Regions from separate parts of the Homo sapiens genome. Here region 1 is linked to region 2. A link is a loop called in an ENCODE intact Hi-C map of the cell type or tissue named here. Cell type or tissue: PC-3. All regions are shown on one strand. Region 1 overlaps TRDMT1 (tRNA aspartic acid methyltransferase 1). Region 2 overlaps CUBN (cubilin).

Region 1 (5,000 bases), 100 kb before region 2:
CACACCCGGCAGAAAGAGAAAATTTATATTGTTTGTCGTAGTTCACTTACTATTTTTATTCTTTAATAGTTATTTTAAACGTAGTATCTAGGAAAGGCAAATTAATAGACAAACATAGCCATAAAAGAGCATTTCTCTTGTATCAGTTCTTTAGTTTCTAACCAGTGAATTAGGGTGAAAAGGCCAAGATCTTTGTCAATAATGGCAGGTAGTAAAAGATGATCTGAAGACCTATACTTCTTACTTAAATGCTCATAGAGTATCAGGGCTAGAAAGTGTCTTTAGGGATTGCTTAGTGGGACTATCCTCCTCCAAATTGGAGAAAACAAGTAATAAATATCCTGGGAAGAAAATTTTTCTGCCCTGTGTTAAAAAAATCCTTTCCCCAATACCTCCGATTTCTCTCTTTCATTCTAGGGTTTGATAGCAAGGTCAGGAAAGCTTTTCCCATCAATGCTAGTCTCTTGGGATTAAATTTTAGCCCGTTTCTGTTTTTCCTTTTTTTTTTTTTTTTTATTAGTAGAGATTGGAATCAGCTAGTTTTTGTCATTTGTGAAGATCTCTTCTTACATTACTTGAAACTCTTTCAAAAATATTTCTCCTGCAATTCATCTCCCAGATGAACAGTATGAGTCTTAAGCTTTTGTCACTGGTCTAATTTTCTAACCTTAATTATAATGATAATGATTGTTTTAATTTTGATTTTTAAATTTTAGTTAAAATAATCATTATCATTATTATTTTATCTATTTAATCTATAATATTCCAGATAAATGCCAGGCAGTGAATATGAATTTTAATAATTATTGAGCATTTACTGTATCCTAGGCGTTCGTTACCTATATTCTTTTTAGAGACCAGTTTATGCCCTTGGAAATTGAGGTCCCTGCATCCTCAGGACTAAGGGTAATGCTGGGCTATGTGGCCTTTCTGTAGCCCCTGCTGAAAGTGAATAGCTAAATTGCTTTTTCTCTTCTCTTCTGCCAAGGAAAGCTTCAGGGCTGGTGCGAGGTTGTGGGTTGAGGGGCTGGAGAAGCTGTATTAGCTACCTCATGACATCAACATGACTTTAAATAGACTTTCTAGAGACGTTCCGGAAAGATTACTCATGCCTTAATTTTCTTTCTCAAGGTCCTCCTCAAAACTCCAAATTGCATTATACTACCTGACATAACATCTTTATTTTCCATTCCTTGTAGATTCCTTCACTGTGCTCCTTTTTTTTTACATTAATTTGCCATATTTCTCTCTTCCACCACTTCTCTGGCTCTGGTATGTCTTTTGGTATTTTGTTGAAAAATAAATTCTCCTAAGATATAGTGTCAAGGACGTGATAATTTCATAGATCTCCAGCAGTTCCTATCCGTATTTTGGCTGGTGGTCTCTTATATTTAGTCTGGTGTTAGTAACAATAATAATCTAAGGTATGTCTTGACACAAAGTAAATTTTGTTTGGACAGTTAGCTGACTATGGAAACTTTCTAAGGAAACTGGATCTTTGAAAAATATTTTTAATGTATTTTTTATTTTATTCTTGGAAATAATTTATCAGCAATTTTTAAAATGCAAGAACTTTTTTTTTTTTTTTTTTTCCGAGACAGAGTCTCATTCTGTCATCTAGGCTGGAGTGCAATGGTGCAATCTCAGCTCACTGTACCCGCTGCCTCCAGGGTTGAAGCGATTCTCCTGCTTCAGCCTCCTGAGTAGCTGGGATTACAGGCGTGTGCCACCATGCCTGGCTAATTTTTGTATTTTTAGTAGAGATGAGGTTTCACTATTTTGGCCAGGCTGGTCTCAAACTCCGAACCTCAAATGGTGTGCCCTCCTTGGCTTCCCAAAGTGCTGGAATTACAGGTGTGAGCCACCTCACCCAGCAAAATACAAGAACTTTTAAAAAGAACCAAACAATATACTTTACTAATAGTGATAAAACATTTGGCAGCAATTTTAAGTTCAGATCCTTATGGGTCTGTACGTTCTTTAGTACTTTTATTCCTAACTAAGCCAGCACTTTGAATGAAAGGACATTGGATGTATTCAACTGATCTTTCATCTTACAACTAGATGTCAGTGTTAACATACTTGATTAAATGTCTCAGGTGTGAGTATAATGAGTAATTCAGTAGTTACTCACCTATATGAGATATAGATTAGAAAATAAATAATAAAGAAGGAATAGAATTTTAAAAATTTCTTTCCTTATTTCAAAGTGGACTGGTTATGCCTTAATTTTCTTTCTCAAGGTCCTCCTCAAAACTTCAAACTGCATTATATTATCTAACATAACGTCTTTACATTTACATTTTTTACATTTGCATTTACATCTTGTAAATATTGATTTTTTTCCCACATTAATAACTACACAAGAACAGTTAAATTTTTTTATTTATTTGGTTAGGAAAGTCAAGAAGAGTGTGAACTTGTAAAGCTTTTCACTACTACCAACAAAAAGTTCTTCCCTACAGCGTTTCCAGAAAGAAGAATCATCAGAAAAAGAAAGGAAAGTATTGCTATTCAAATGTCTGTGTGTGTGTGTGTGTGTGTGTGTGTGTGTGTTTCTTGTCTATTTTTGTAAGAAGCATATTGAAAGCAAGAATTATGTATGTATCCTCAGTGACATTTCTAACATCTTACCTAGAAGTCTCTCTTGAAATAACTAAATCTACCTTTTAAATTTAGTCCTCATATAAATGGAAGCGTGATGTCCTTATGTATTCCTTTCGGAGCCAATCTGACAACCTTTTAAAATAATTTGTACTGTGTTTTTCAGCCAAGCGTGGTGGCCCACACCTGTAATCCCAGCACTTTGGAAGGCTGAGGCAGGCAGATCACTTGAGGTTAGGAGTTTGAGACCAGCCTGGCCAATATGGTGAAACCCTGTCCCTACTAAAAATATAGAAATTAGCTGGGTGTGGTGGCAAGTGTCTGTAGTTTCTGTTACTCTGGAGACTGAGGCAGGAGAATCAAATTGCTTGAACCTGAGAGGTGGAGGTTGCAGTGAGCCGAGATCATGCCACTGAACTCCAGCCTGGGCAACAGAGTGAGACACTATCTCAAAAAATAAATAAATAAATAAATAAATAAATAAAATAAATGTGTTTCTCTAAGTAGGATATCTCACCTTTTTTTTTTAAACCAGGCTTCCTGTTAATAAATATGAAATCCTGAATAATAACTGAAATATCATGAATAAAGTCTAGGCAAAGTAATACATCAAAGTACTGAAAACACATCCTCTTCCTCTGTTTCAATGAAAAGATACTCACGAATCCCTTTCCCAAATTCTGCCTCCTTTTTGAGAATTACTACTCTTGGATCACTCAAGTGATGGAGCTCACATAGGCAAAATTCTATAGAATTATATTCACTTTGACATTTTTAATTATACATTTTCAAAATCTATATATGTAACTTAAAAGTAAAGAATTTTGGAGATTGTAGATTTAAACTGTATACTAAGAAATATCAAGGCAACTAGTCTTTGGAATTCAAGTTAAGATTTTGACAGAATTGACAGGTTTGCTTTTTAAAACTTATCTGTAAGTTTAACCTTTTCCTTAGAAACAATAACCACCCCCCAATTCTATTTTGAGAAGGCAAGTTGAATTAGTGTCAGTAATATCTTAGTACATCCATTTCTCTTAATAGAAATAACTTTTTAAGTTATGCAGTAGGTCCTAATTTTATAACAGTCTAAAATATGTGCATCAATCCATGCAAACAGTGCATTTGCTTATTGGCTTTGAAAATCTGTTCTTTCCTGAGAAAGAAATTTCAGTTCATCAGTTTTTGGATCACCATATGAAATACTCATTTGGCAGTTGATTTTTGTCAGTTTTTATGACCTCCAGGCATATAACACAAGAACATAAAATTAATTATTGATTACAGTGCAGATTCAGCACATCACTGTACATTTTCACTCTGCCTGAAAAAAGATACAAGTCCTATTAACCAATGTCAGGCAATCCCAGTTTGCTTCATATATGGTGGAAATACAAGCAGGCTACATCATGCTGATTACAACATATTTAACAAAACAGTAAAATAGTACAATGAAGTTTATTTAATTTTCAGCTCTCTTACAGTGATTAGTAGTAGCTTAATTCTTGACTTGAATTATGATAGTTTTGTGTTTGCAAATGGATCCTTATATATTAATATTTTCTTTTGTTTAGAAGCCTTCTTGATTTATGTTTCAAGATCTGATGGCTTTAACAGATACAATTTATAACCTCAAATTTATTTTATACTAAGGCCAGTAACTAGTTATTGCACTTCAATGCAGAAGAGGCAGCTGTCTATGGCATTACTGATTAGACCACCAAGTTTGCAGCACGCAGGGGATCTTACTTTTCAGCAGGATACCTGCTGAGTGTCTTGAGCCTAGCAGCCATTTAGTATCAATCCTTGGAGACATTTGTGCCTTTCTTTTCTTCCTGGCCTCATCTCTTCTAGGCCTCAGTGGAAGGTTATGATTGTTTTCTGAGCGTGTGTGAGCCTTTCTCCTTGCCCTGTCTCCTGTGGTCTGCTTTTATTTCCGGGTGCCTGCTGCATGAGTCCTAGTTCCTCACACCACTCTTTTTTTTTTTTTTTCCTTTTTTGATATTTGGGGTAAGCTAATCAGCTAACTATTAATCAACTAATGGTATTAAAGAATCGGCTACTTGGATCTACTATGTAATATTGTATTGCTTTCTCTGATGATTTTCTGAAGTCTCAAATACTTTCATTTTTAAAACTTCACACTTTCTCCTGACTTGGGTCAGGGCATGCACATAATTGGTTTTATACATATTTGGGGAAAGAGGGTGGTCATTGTAAAATATAGCTACGGCTACAATTGTGGAGTTCCAATTTCGGCTAACATTAAAGAATATGCTAGAATTCTCTGGATCTGAAAACATTTTGAAAATGGTTTTCTTCACCAGCAAGACAGAAGGGCAGTGAAGGCATTCCTTTATAATTATTTCCCTTATTCTTCTTATATTCTCTTCTGG
Region 2 (5,000 bases):
TGTTCCTTGTCACATTGTGCCTGTCACACAATGAATGCTCACTAAAGTTAACATCATGATGATAATGACGATGATGATGATGATGATGGGGAGGAGAAGAGAGGGCAGGAGAAGGTGACCTACTGGAGTTTGCAATCATGAGGGAAGGCACTTCTAGGTAAAACTTATTCATGTGTTCTTGATTTTAGAATATCAGATCTTAAAAGATCAGATTATATTTATTAATAGAGATGTTAGAAGGGACACTTTCACAAGGCATGAAAAGGTTTAAAATACCAACTCTAAAAATCATGAAACATACTAATAAAGAACAAAGGATAATAACCAAAGTAAATGATTTTGAGATCCTAAATGGCTTCTCTCATCTCTTATCCTCCTCACCCCTTATTCTCTCACTGGGGGCAGGGCCTCATTCCTCTCCTGCTCACCCAGATTAGCCCAAGGCTCCTCCCTAAGGTCCAGTCTTTACTTAGCTAAGATGTATGTCAGCCTGAAGCTCACTTCACAGAAAGCCACATGTTAAACACTACCATACGGTGTGGTTCTCTTTTCAGCTCTCAGATGGACTAAGCGTAAGTGCCAGCATATTTGAATTGCTTTGAATTAAAATTTAATGCTTATTATTTTAGAAATTATAGTATAAAACCAAATCTGGATTCATAGCAGAGGAAGACAAATGAGCGTGCGTATTAAGACATGGCTTTGGGACTTGACTCATTCCAGATGTTAAAGCTCACGACTCACTAGGCTCAAAAGCCCACATTTAAAATTTCATGTAAATGGTGTTTCTCAGCAAAGTAAATTTTAGTTCTCTCTATAGAAAATCATTCCTTTACAAAAACTCGTTTTTTTTTATGAGTAGTTTCTCTTCTGGAACTAGTTTAATCTGATGAATGTAAAAATTGGAAGCCATTTGGAATACACCATATGCTGAACATCCTGGGACCTGAAACCTTCAGTGTTTCCTGGACGAATAAGGCAATCCACAAGAAATCTGAACCTGGTCCGTGAAACACTAGAATTTTGAATTGGTTCTTGTTGTTTCCTTGCAAATGCGATTCACTAAAAAGAATGAATTCACTGTGACTCCTCTGCAAGTGATCACGGCATGGCTTCACCTGACTTAGAAAAATTCAGTTTTTCTGCACAAACCAGACTCAGATATTGGTCATCTTTCTCTAGGTTATGCTGCAATAACAAACAATTAGTAGCAACAACCAGAAAAATCAAAAACAATAACAAACCAAAAGCGTCTGTGGCTTTCAATAACGTGTTTATTCTTTGCTCACAATAGCAGGTTAGTTTTGGATCCATTGCAGTTCTGTTTCCTATGTCAGTTTCCTGTGCCTTCACCGTCCTGAGACCCAGGCTCTAGAGCTTGCTGGGGGAAAAGTAAAAGATGGTTGAATTATGCAGTGACTTCCAAAGCTTCTATGTGGAAATTGGTGTATCACTTTTGCTCACACTCTGTTGGGCAAAGCAAGTCCTATGGCTAAGCCCATAGTCAATGGGAAGATTATGTATTAATTCTCCGTATGGCAGTATTGCAAGTCACATGGCAAAAAGCATAGATAGTCAATCCTTTTACAGGAAGGGAAGTGAATAACTATGTAAAATAATGCCATCCATCCCAGTTCATGAGCATAAAGGAAAGAGGTTTTTTTTTTTTTTTTTTTGGTGGGGGTGCAAATTTATCAAGTCCTAGATTATTGAACGCAATACATGCTTCAGAGGTAGCTAGGGTCACTTTAGAACATTTGATGAATTTTATTCTAGTGTCTCTTTCAAAGGAGTTGTAGTTAAAGTATTGCCATGTCTAGAATCCAGGGAGAATACAGGCTTTCAGAATTAATAAGGTTTCATTTCCACAGAGAGAGAGAGAAACAGAGCCAAAATCAATTGCACCTTCTAGGTTCAGGGCCCTTGAGCCCTATGAGTTCCTCTTAAAACATTTGGACTACAGCTGCCTTTCTCCTTGTTAAAATCCTTGAATTTCATTAGTTGGGGCCCAGGGGAATGGCCCACTTTAGCTTGCAGTGATGCTATTTGGCTGTTTTTTTTCCTTCTTGTCATCTTCTAATGGGCGAAATAGAAAAGAGAGACTACAATCTTCGAAGAAGCAAATAGAACCCTGGAGGATTAGAGAGCAGGAAGATAACTTTGTGTTTCATGCTTTCTAGTTTTCAAGAACTGCAGTATGTCTGTATCTCTAACAAAAACTGAACCATCATACTGTACCTTAAAATTAATGAATCAACAAGAATTTGTCAAATACCTATTTGCAAAGTTTTTTTTATTAGATGCTGAAGGGCAAACAGAAATTTTTCCCTTCCCTCAGAGACTTACTGTTTGGTTAGAGATAAATTTAGCATAGCTTTACTACAATATGTGAAATTTGTGTTACAGATGTTGTAAGAGCTCAGAGAAAGGAACTAGTATGAGCCTGAGTCAGTGGAGAGGCATGTGATTTTTCATGTCTGTGTCAGACTCTATCATATGGCTGAATCATTATTTATTTAATCACCTCACTATTATTAGGCCTTTAGAATGGTTTCAATTATTGTTATTATAGAGCAGACTTTGATGTGGATCTGTATATGTCTTTTCCTGCATCTTGAATATCCTTGTGATACAGTGTTAGAAGTGAAATACCCTTAATACATATTGTCAGTTTATTTTCCAGAACTTTATACTTCCACCAGTTATGGATGAGAGTAACTGTCGCCACATCCCTACCAACTTTGAATATCATCCTTTTAAAATCTTTCCTTTACTGGCTAGGCACGGTGGTTCACATCTGTAATCCCAGCACTTTAGGAGGCCAAGGCAGGCAGATCACCTCAGGTCAAGAGTTCAAGACCAGCCTGGCCAACATAGTGAAACCCCATCTCTACTAAAAATACAAAAATTAGCTGGGCGTGGTGGCGTGCCCTTGCAGTCTCAGCTATTTGGGAGGCTGAGGCAGGAGAATTGCTTGAATCTGGGAGGCGGAGGTTGCAGTGATCCGAGATCGTGCCACTGCACTCCAGCCTAGGTGACAGAGTGAGACTTCATCTCAAAAAAAAAAAAAAAAAAAAAAAAAAAAGAAAACAAAGAAAAATCTTCTCTTTACTACCTGTTTGCCTTGGCCTAGATAACTCCTACTCAGCTTTCAAGTCTCCGCTTAAATGTTATTTCCACTGAGTTTTCCATAATCCCCTGGGTGAGTTCAGAGTCTTTGGTTAACCCAGTGGTTCTCTACAATTTAAGACTTTTTAATATCACTCCTTGATTATTCAGAAATGAAATACACTGATTTAACCCCACTAGACACATTATATTTAAAAATATGTAAAGTTGTAAGAATAACATTAAGAAAAAATAGAGTAACAGAATAAAATCACATTTATTTCAGTATCTGAAAACCTAGGCAAGCTGTACTTGAAGACAAAATAAAGCAGTTGATTGTCTGGACCCCAAATTGCTATGAATATGACAGTACAAATGCAGGCTGACACAGTTATGTGGGTTGGTGACTAATTTTTCAGAAATAGTGACTAACTCTTGACAGATTTCCAGGAGAAAGAATCTTCAATTTACACTCTACTTGTAATCCTGGAAAATTCAGTATGCATTAAAATTGCACAAAACTACTTTGCGCTTAATATGTAAAATAGAGCGAGATTTTATACCCAATAACAGAACTTTCACTTATGTGAATGTCACACAGGTTCAGGAGAATTCTTGTTGTGTGTGACGCTCACATTTCAGGCTGCCTCGTGTCTTTGGTCCCTTGCTACTTACTAAATGCCAGTAATGCCCCATGATTGCTGTGATAATAATTAACACAAAACCAAAAAGGTACTCTCACACATTTCCCAAATGCTAGATTGTGGTCCCTGCTGAGAACCATTGGTTAGGTAACAATGAAGTATCCTGCGCTTCCCCAAAAACCGCAGTCATCATACTTTTCAAAAATGTTCCTGCCTATTGTAAGTTCCTTGTGAGCAGTGACTGTTTCATGGTATTGTCACCTGCACAGTTCCTGGCATTTATTCATGCCTTGATAATGTTAATGAAGTGAATGAATTAATATTTGGATGTCTGTATCCTTCAGAATAATTGTACTGAACAGCGGCGGTATATATATCCATCGAATAATTCCTGCTCATAGTAGCAAGCCTCCAGTGTTTCACCTCCAAAAATGTCCAGAATAACAACAGCTATCCTTAGTCAACATTTTCCATTACCAAACATTTGGCTAAGGAATTCACACTATTGTTTCATCTGTTTGCTTCAACAATCCCATGAGCTTAGATAGAGTAACTTGCTCAAGGCTATTAAGTGAGGTGGTTTGTAAGTGACAGAGGTAGGTTTTGAACCCAAGTCCATAGACTGTATTCATGGCCACTATACTATAAGAGCTGGCTATTTGGCCGGGCGCAGTGGCTCACGCGTGTAATCCCAGCACTTTGGGAGTCCGAGGTGGGTGGATCACCTGAGATTGGGAGTTTGAGACCAGCCTGACCAACATAAAGAAACCCCGTCTCTACTAAAAATACAAAACTAGCTGGGCGTGGTGGCACATGCCTGTAATCCCAGCTACTTGGGAGGCTGAGGCAGGAGAATCACTTGAACCCAGGAGGCAGAGGTTGCGGTGAACTGAGATCACGCCATTGCACTCCAGCCTGGGTGACAAGAGCGAAACTCCATCTCAAAAAAAAAAAAAAAAAAAGAGCTGGTTATTGATTTAAAATCAGTAGTCTATTATATGAAGGAAATTCCTTTTTTTTCTAATAAAACAGGAATGCTAACAATGTTTTTTGAATTTATGGAGTTATCATATGGCTTATCTTATCTGATGTACTGAGGAAGTTAATTTATAGTTTATAATTTCTAACCTTTCTTGCACTATTATTATTCCCATATTTGATCTGGTATATAAGCTGGCAATGGACTGTGAATTTATTTTTCTAGAACTGTGTTTAGGATTTGTGTATCTATATTAATAGGTGACATCA

Evidence for each region. Peaks named below come from ENCODE experiments on the same cell type or tissue, not always from the same donor. Only the 100,000 strongest peaks of a DNase experiment are listed, where the experiment ranks them.
Region 1: a loop joins it to region 2, with 2.1 times the contacts of the local background. A loop is called at or near these places in 3 of 110 quality-filtered maps.

The regions. Positions count from the first base shown.
Region 1 is chr10:17,175,270-17,180,269 of GRCh38, reverse strand. The region is part of intron 1 of TRDMT1 (tRNA aspartic acid methyltransferase 1); the gene reads left to right. Among named protein-coding and RNA genes, the nearest start is that of TRDMT1, 24 kb to the left of the region's middle. In PC-3, a CTCF peak has its summit at 2,070; no DNase peak of the experiment used is centred here.
Region 2 is chr10:17,073,159-17,078,158 of GRCh38, reverse strand. All of the region lies in intron 17 of CUBN (cubilin), which reads left to right. Among named protein-coding and RNA genes, the nearest start is that of CUBN, 54 kb to the left of the region's middle. In PC-3, no CTCF peak of the experiment used is centred here; DNase peaks (open chromatin) are centred at 2,428 and 3,488; H3K27ac peaks cover 3,001 bases.